Linked DNA regions of Homo sapiens: region 1 is linked to region 2. A link is an interaction called in ENCODE POLR2A ChIA-PET data of the cell type or tissue named here. Cell type or tissue: MCF 10A. All regions are shown on one strand. Each heading gives the region's core, and the rest is flanking DNA. Links, peaks and the distances in the headings are about the cores only.

Region 1 (4,394 bases), core at 313-4,312, 1.9 Mb after region 2:
TCACTGGAGCATATGGTAATTCTGTGTTTAACTTTGAGGAACCACCAAACTGTGGTTTTTCACTGTGTTTCACTATCTTTTTCATAGTGGCTGTACCATTTTACATTGCCACCAACAATGAACTTTATTTTGTTTAATATCTTATTTTAAACTGCAGAAACAAGGCATATTTCTTGTAAGAACACCAAAGGTTGCAGAGGTACATGAAGCAAAGAGCAGGAGTTGCCCCCACACAACCCTTCCTTTTAGGTAACTGCTGCCTTGGATTTGGTGCATATCCACCCAGACGTCTTCCTGTGTGTACCCAAGTGTACACATGGACATCCAGACATTTGAACAAAAATGGTACGGTGTACACATGGCCTGGCCACTTGGTTTTTTTCATGCGATTCTATTTGGCACTGGAAGGTGTTGGCTGCATGTGGATGTGCCCTGTGTTTTTTGTTGCATATGGGGTATTGAGAGACAAGTGGGTGGTTCCCCATTTTAGCTCTGCATTTACGGCTTTGCACGCGTGGGCCTGTGTTTCACCAGATCATAGCCTGTTTGGGGAATGTGAGCTGAGCACGCACTGGGGAGGCCCTCCAGCCCAGAGCCATCTTCCCCGCCAGCCTCAGTCTTTCCCAAGTTGCTTGCCACCCCCAGTGCAGCTAAACTGAGCTGAGCTGTGAGCTTCCTTGTGAAGGAGGGCCACCCACCTGGCCTCAGCACGCAGGCAGCGCGCAGCCAGGCATCCCCTCCCCTCTGGAATACCAGAGTGACTTAGAGCTGGGTGGAGAGTTGAGCAGCAGGCTGGAGTGTGTGTGTGTGTGTGTGTGTGTGTGTGTGTGTGTGTGTGTCAGAGAGAGAGAGAGAAGCTGTAGCCATTAGCCTGCTGGTCTCTAGTGGTACCGGGTGGCAGTGTTCTTCATGGTGACTTGCAGGACCCTCGAGGCATGCAGCCCCCTCATTCGCTCAGGAAGGCCCAGTTAGGCCTGGCAAAAGGCCACCTGTAAAGCCAGGGACCAGCCGGTCTTTCTCCAGCACCTTTTTCTGCAGAGCCCCGGGCAGCTGGTGGGAGAGTACAAAAAGGCCTGGAAAATCCGTAAACTGTATAATCAGCCCCTGCATCTTGGCCGCTTGACTCTGTTTATTGCTTCCTGTCCCCGAAAGCCCTTTACAAAAAGAGCTGCTTTGGTAGGGGGATGAGTTGGACCCGGTGGGTGGCCTGCCCCTGTGGTCCCAGCACGGATGGAGCAGGTAGCTTCCCTGAACAAGCCACCTCTGCTGCAGCCACCCCTGCAGAGCCGAGGAAGGGTGGGAATGAGGCCCCCCCACTCCCCTACGGTAGGGCGATCCCCCCACGCCTAGCCCCTAGGGCCATTTACTTTGTAATTGCCAAAGGACAGGGGTCCCATTTCTCCCAATTTCCTTGAAGGCCTCAAGGTTAAGCTCTCCTGAAGTGCAGGAGGGGAGCAGAGTGAAATCTTAGCCTCTTGATGACCCCTGTGAAATGGGACGGGGAGCAGGGGCCATTCCCGGGGAACTAAGGACAGGCCTGGGCCCCAGGGCTTATAAGGCTTGCTCAAAGCCTGTTTTTTTGTTGTTTGCATTACATTTTTAGAAACAGATTTTTCCTCGTTGATTGACTTTTTTCCTCTGGTGACCATATTCCCTTCCCTCCCTCCCACCTCCCCAACCTTCATCCCTCTTCTCCAGAATTCAGCCTTTCCCACCACTCCTGGTGGCTGATGTGTGACTTTTTCAGGGAACAGCTGCAGCTCGAAAAGTTGCCCGAGACACAGTGTTTCAGGGTTGCTGGGTGCCCGTGAGGATGGTTATGGGTGTTTTTCTCACCTAGGAGACGCGGTGGGGTAGGGGGGCCAGGACAGCTGCATGGTTGGAGGAGAGATGCCATCTTTTGGCAAGGGGGTGCAGGAAGGCAGTCTTCCTAGAGCTGGGGCTGCCCCCTGCCAGCTGGGGTGAGGGGGTGTCTTTCATCTCTCCCAGACGCAGGGCTCCCACTGGGGTCTGGCTGCCCAGAGTCCCATCCTTCCCTCTGTGGCCGGCCTTGTGCCTCCTTTGCTTGGTCTCCCTGACTTGGAACACTTTTGACCACAAAAACCCTGATTTTATCCCTGTTGGAAACCCTCTCTGATTTTTTTTTTTTTTGAAACACGGTCTCTCTCTCTGTCACCCAGGCTGGAGTGCAGTGGAGCCATCATAGCTCACTGCAGCCTTGAACGCTTGGGCTCAAGTAATCCTCCCATCTCACCCTCCTGAATAGCCGGGACTACAGGTGTGCACCACCATGCCTAGCTAATTTTTCCTTTTGTGTAGAGAAAGGGTCTCTATGTTGCTCAAGCTGGTCTCAAGCTCCTGGCCTCAAGTGGTCCTCTCATCTCAGCCACCCAAAGCACTGGGATTATATAGGTTTTCATATACTGTGCCCAGCCTCTGATTTAAAAAACAGTGGAGATGAGTTGGCCTGTATTTTCTCTGTGGACCTGCTGTATGGGGCTGTGGGTTGGCCTGCACTTTTCTGCAGGTGGCCTGTCTAAGCTGACTTCCACCTGGGACCTGTGTGTGTTTGAGCCTGTGCTTTGGTTGTGCAATTCTGAGCCTGCCCCACCCTCCTAGCTCCTTCCTGAAAGTGAAATGCTACAGTCTTTGCTCAAGAACAAAGGACTCAAGCTCAGCCCTGCATGTTAATAATTTTCAAGTGTGGCCACTTCCTCTTGCCTGGCCTGACTCACCCTGGCTGCTGCCCATTGTGGCTGCCATGGAAATACAACTCGAGGAGAACCCAGACCAGGACAGGGAGGCCATGTTCTGGGTGGCAGTGGAGCCTGGCAAGGTGCCCTCCTGGCCTGGGACTGCTGTGGCAGAGGAAGCATGAGGTGGGGCCTGGCCTGCCCAGCTCAGAGCTGAGGTGCCCCCTTGGTTTTTTACCTCCCTGTTCCCTGGCTGGCCCACTGCACCCACGCACTCAACGCAGTGGCTTCGCTCCTCCTCCAGGATGGCTGGAGGTGGGACCATTGCCAGGATGGCCTCAAGTGCCCAGCCCTCCTGGAAGACTCAGTTTCCCTCTTTGTCCCATGCAGAGGTGCAGAGATTCATTATTGTAAGTGGGGTGACAACATGGTGAGGGGTTGGAGTGTGGGCTCTGGGGTAGAATCCTGACCTGGTTACTCCTGGCTGCGAGACTTGGGGCAAGGTATTTAACTCCTCTGTACTTCAATCCCCTCCTCTGCAAAATAACAGTCCCTACTTCATAGGATTGTTGTGAGGATGGCATGGCACCTGGGCCAGCTCTCTGCTATAGGGTTTGTGCCCAACCTGGAGCCTGGCTGAATGCAAAGCGTTCGGGGACTTTCCCGCAACGTCTTAAGCTGTTGAGTGCTGTGCACACGTAAAGCACAATCATTGTGGACAGTCAGTGTGGTCAGAGTGAGAGGATAATCTATCTTGGGATTCTCAAATGACTAGTATCAGCAGATCCTGGCTACAATTCACAGATGTTTCCCCTGTGGAAGCTGGGTTTTCATCCTTGCCTTTCCTGTTCATCCTTCCTCTTTAGTTATTTTGCACATGCACACAGGTTCACCATACACAAAGGTAGCATGAATCTCAATTCAACCCGTGTCCGGGCTGTGGGTCTGCTAATCCCCACAACTCTGCTGTTAGGGATACACAGACCTTGCAGGACGAGTCAGTCATATGTTTGCCACCAGCAAGCAGTGTTCAAGCACTACCTGAATGTATCATCGTTTCTCTTTTTGAGATGGAGGTCTCGCTCTGTTGCCCAGGCTGGAGTGAGTGGTGTGATCTCAGGTCACTGCAACCTCCGCCTCCCAGGTTCAAGCACTGAATGCATCATGGTTTTTTTTGTTTTTTGTTTTTTGTTTTTTTTTTTCTGAGGTGGAGTCTCGCTCTTGTCTTCCAGGCTGGAGTGCAATGGCGTGATCTTGGCTCCCTGCAACCTCTGCCTCCCTGCAACCTCTGCCTCCTGGGCTCAAGCAATTCTCCTGCCTCAGCCTCCTGAGTAGCTGGGATTACAGGCACCTGCCACCACGCCTGGCTAATTTTTGTATTTTTAGTAGAGATGGGGTTTCACCATGTTGTCCAGGCCGATCTTGAACTCCTGACCTCAGGTGATTAGCCTGCCTCGGCCTCCCAAAGTGCTGGGATTACAGGTGTGAGCCACCATGCCCGGCCAGTGCATCATATTTTAATGATGATTATCGAAGAAGCCAAGGGACTGAGAAATGTCTAGCTGCTTCTGGAAGATTCTTGCAACTGCTGGCTGCTTCTCATGCTGTTTTCTCATATCCCTTAAGTCTAATTAAACTTGCAACCCATTTGTAGGCTGGGGCCGTTCCGGCTACATCCTCTATACAGCCCAATCCCTCATG
Region 2 (4,394 bases), core at 311-4,310:
TGGGTTCAAGCAGTTCTCCTACCTCAGCCTCCCAAGCAGCTGGGACTAGAAGCACCCGCCAGCACACCCAGCTAATTTTTTTGTAGTTTTAGTAGAGACGGGGTTTCGCCATTATTGGCCAGGCTGGTCTGGAACTTCCGACCTCAGGTGATCCGCTCACCTCGGCCTCCCAAAGTGCTGGGATTACAGGCGTGAGCCACCATGCCCAGCCACAAAACTATTTTCTTTTTTCTTCTTTTTTTTTTGGAGACTGAGTCTCTCTCCATCACCCAGGCTGGAGTGCAGTGGTGGGATCTCGGCTCACTAAAATGTACGCCTCCCGGGTTCAAGCGATTCTCCTGCCTCAGCCTCCTGAGTAGCTGGGACTACCGGAGCTCTCCAACATGCCTGAGTAATTTTTGTATTTTTAGTAGAGACGGTGTTTCACCATCTTGGCCAGGCTGGTCTAGAGCTCCTGACTTTGTGATCCGTCCCCCTCAGCCTCCCAAAGTGCTGGGATTACAGGCCTGAGCCAACGCGCCAAGCCCAAAACTATTTTCTACTCCAATGTGCAAAGCAACCTAACAAGAAAAACCTTAAATATTTATTCTTTTTTTCCCTGCTAATGACTGGACTGCATTAACCTCGTATTTTCATTTGAAAATCATCTTGTTTCAATGATAATTGCTTTGTCATCAAAACAAATAATTTTTTTAAATTTAGTTTGATGACTGACAGCATGGCTAAAACATAAACAATTTCAAACTTCATTATTGTATATTTTTTCCTGTGAGGAATAACTAGCTTCCACATTTTTTAGAATGTTTTTCTTATTTTGTTACAAAAGTGTAAGCCGAATAAAAGAAATTTTTAGGAGGTCGAGTTTAAAAGTTTTCACTAAATTAATTAATTAACTAATTAATTAATTATTTTTGAGACAAAGTTCACTCTGTCACCCAGGCTGGAGTGTAGTGGCACGATCTCGGCTCACTGCATCCTCTGCCTCCCTGGTTCAAGCAATTCTCTTGCCTCAGCCTCCTGAGTAGCAGGATTACAGGCACCTGCCACCATGCCCCACTAATTTTTGTATTTTTAGTAGAGATGGGGTTTCACCATGTTGGCCAAGCTGGTCTCAAACTCCTGACCTCAGGTGATCCACCCGCCTCAGCCTCCCAAAATGCTGGGATTACAGTCGTGAGCCATTGTGCCCAGCCTAAATTTATTTTTTAGATAAGTAAGTCTAGCTAAAGGTGACAAGGCTAAATACAGAAATGCGCATGTAAAAAGAAATGCACTTGGGAATGTATGTTGAGAAGACAAGTTTCCCACTGGCCATTCATTTAACAGCTTGCATCACATTGCAACTATCTTTCCTTGTTGATAATATGGGAATGAGTTAAAGAAATAGAAGAAATTAAAAGGGAGAAAGATTAAAGTCTGCGAGTGAGGTGGCAAAAGAGTTCAAAATAAAGTAAATGCTTCTAGAGAAAGCAAGTAAAAGGGGGCACGAAGAATTCCACTATAAATCATGCTAAGTGTGCTTAGACATCACAACTCCAGAATTACTCTAAGTGCTACCTTTTCTTGATGAACAAAGTGCAAGTAAGTGACCTTTGGTACCGACACCTAACTGTGCGAATAGTCAAAATATCCTGTAACAGAATCCATCAAGACCACTTAAAATTGCTTAATTTTGATGGTACTTTGTGATAAAATCATGAGCCAACTGTGAAAGACTATCTACCAGGCCCGCCTTTTCAAAAACTAAACATTATTGGGTGTGGTTGGTTGATTATGAAAAGAGAAACTACACTAATTCTTGGTAGTTTTGACAACGCCTTTAATGATAAAGAAGTGTGTTTAACATGTGTCTCTCATGTTCACTATGGTAAAGTTGATCAGTTTAACTCTTTGCAAACAAGCAAGAGATCCTGCAAGCAGGAAGCTTTTCTGTGGAACTCCTGACGCAACACAAACCATAACAGTTACTGCAAAGCTTAATGCAAACCCTCTAGAGTCCACGCTGACAAATTCTTTAACAAGCCCTGTGGTTACAGGGAAGCTGGTTTCACTGTGACTCACTCCTGCTCAAACAGTTTACTGGAAATGAAGGGGAGGGGGAATTTTCAGAGAAGTCATGTGATGGCCAGACAAACCACAACCAGTAAAGGTTCATCAGAGTCAAAAACAGGTCCCAGCAACAACTGACACCCAGAGTCTTCAAATGGTACTAAAGTGTATGAAAATGTGTCCTGTTTAGTTTCAGATCATCTACACCATAAACTCTTTCATGAATCTGTGTATGTAAAGGAAAAACTTCACAGCAGGAAAAACCAGCAGGCATTGACATGGTGTAGGCAACTGCAACCGCACACACTTCATAGGAAAATGTGCTTAAAAGAGAATAGCATTAGTGGAATGCCAAAGCACTTTCGTGAGTATTTAAATAATCTTATCAATTCCTTTCCCATAGTCTTTAAACTCAAATGATCAAACACATATTCTATCATTATCAAAAGAATCCTTCACTTTGACCCTATAGTTTGAAAAGGGATGTTCGCTAGATAAATGTCTATTTTGTTTTACTGCATTAAAAAAAAGGCATTGGCCATAAGAATGAGAACTACCATTACAACTAATAAACTGTTTTTTGGTTTTATATTTTCACTAGTAAAATAATGTAAATAACTCAAAACTTCTGAATAGGACAAAGATCCTATTAAGCTAAAAAATAAGATTTTTTTCAGCCTTAAATTTAATAGAAATTAGTAAGGTAAAAGATACTAGTATTAAAACTTAATTTGGGGATTTAGCTTCAACATACAGAGTAGGTAGCAATTATTGATTATTAATTACATTAATTACTATAGTCCTAAATAGAACCTAAAAATGTTCCCTTAAAAAAAGATTAAATTCAGAAACTATAAAATAGCCTTTGAGGAAATATTCAACCTAAAATGGTCGGCAGACTCATGAACGATACTCAACAGAAAGACAAGCTAATTGATATGAAAATAGAGGAAAAAAACTGATATTCTTTTTTATCTTTTTTTTTTTTTTTTTTGAGATGGAATCTCACTCTGTCACCTAGGCTGGAGTGCAGTGGTGTGATCTCAGCTCACTGCAACCTCTGCCTCTCGGGTTCAAGCGATTCTCGTTCCTCAGCCTCCCAAGTAGCTGGGATTACACATGCCTGCCATCATGCCCAGCTAATTTTTGTATTTTTAGTACAAAAAATTTTGTATTTTTACAAGGTTTCACCATGTTGGTCAGGCTGGTCTTTAGCCCCTGACCTCAAATGATCCACCTGCCTTGGCCTCCCAAAGTGCTGGGATTACAGGCATGAGTCATCATGCCAGGCCCCGATATTCTTTGAAAAGGTGAAGTTTTAAGACTTTTACATTTCTGATTTAATTTTAAATTTCCTATTCTGATAGCAATAATAAGAAGTAGGAAATTTCACATAGTCAGCAACCTAACACTGTGAGAAAGAATCCAAGTAGCAGGTCATTAAAACAGATGACATTTAGGAAAGTAAACTTATTCAAAACATATTCTTGTAAGTAAATATGTACCACAACGTTTCTACTCTATTGTGTAAGCTTTAAATACAAAAATACCACAACCACTCCCGGACTCCTCCATTATTTCAGTAATACTGGCTGCCCTAATTTTTCAGGATACATCATGCAAATAAGTTCTTTTATTTTTCAAATTATTTTATTCCTAAAGTATCTTTAATTTTTCTTTTTGGTTATACAGCTTATAGAATAAACAAGTCACAAGAATCTTCATTTGTTTCTAAAGTATATAATTTTACAAAAGTTGTTTTACTCAATGTGAATTAAAATTTGCAAGTCTAAAAAAATAAAAAAATTTTAAAAAGTAAAAAAATTTGCAAGTCATTTAACTTGGTGTCTTTTATATTATCTTCAGATGACAATTGCTCTCAGATGACTATTAAACTCAAAGATGCAATACAGTTAAATCTTCCTTTCTTTGTAAAATTACTGTTGTTCAATTACATTTTACAGCAAAATAAGACTGAATATTAATGGACATGTTTCATGTAATGCTACACTTTTTCTTACTGTTATTTCATCATCTATTCAAAGTATCCACTGCATGAGTAGTATGTGTAACAGTAGGCAGGCATTGTTGAAAATACAAACATTTTTAAGCCCCCTTCTTAAGGAGTTTAGACTCCTGGAGAGATAAGAAAAGTCTATAAATAGTTTTAAAAGAAGGTAGAATGTGATAAGTGACACAAGAAAGACATAGCTGGGCTGAGATAGGAATTCAGAGACAATTTGAGAGGAGTGAAGGGGGTGAGGTAGGGGTAGGAAGGGAATCATAAAATAGTTCACAAAGAAGCCAGCAGCACATAAATTGAAAGGTAAGAAAACTGAAAAAGT

The links. Peaks named below come from ENCODE experiments on the same cell type or tissue, not always from the same donor. Only the 100,000 strongest peaks of a DNase experiment are listed, where the experiment ranks them.
Region 1: POLR2A ChIA-PET joins it to region 2 with 5 read pairs; 1 of 35 experiments calls an interaction of 5 or more read pairs at or near these places.

The regions. Positions count from the first base shown.
Region 1 is chr17:57,901,695-57,906,088 of GRCh38, reverse strand. The region is part of intron 1 of CUEDC1 (CUE domain containing 1); the gene reads left to right. Among named protein-coding and RNA genes, the nearest start is that of CUEDC1-AS1, 8.3 kb to the left of the region's middle. RefSeq lists enhancers at 2,229-2,308, 2,459-2,528, 3,859-3,908. In MCF 10A, for the core only: no CTCF peak of the experiment used is centred there; a DNase peak (open chromatin) is centred at 2,678.
Region 2 is chr17:59,784,339-59,788,732 of GRCh38, reverse strand. All of the region lies in intron 7 of VMP1 (vacuole membrane protein 1), which reads right to left. Among named protein-coding and RNA genes, the nearest start is that of MIR21, 55 kb to the left of the region's middle. RefSeq lists an enhancer at 1,813-2,292. In MCF 10A, for the core only: no CTCF peak of the experiment used is centred there; DNase peaks (open chromatin) are centred at 2,042 and 3,402.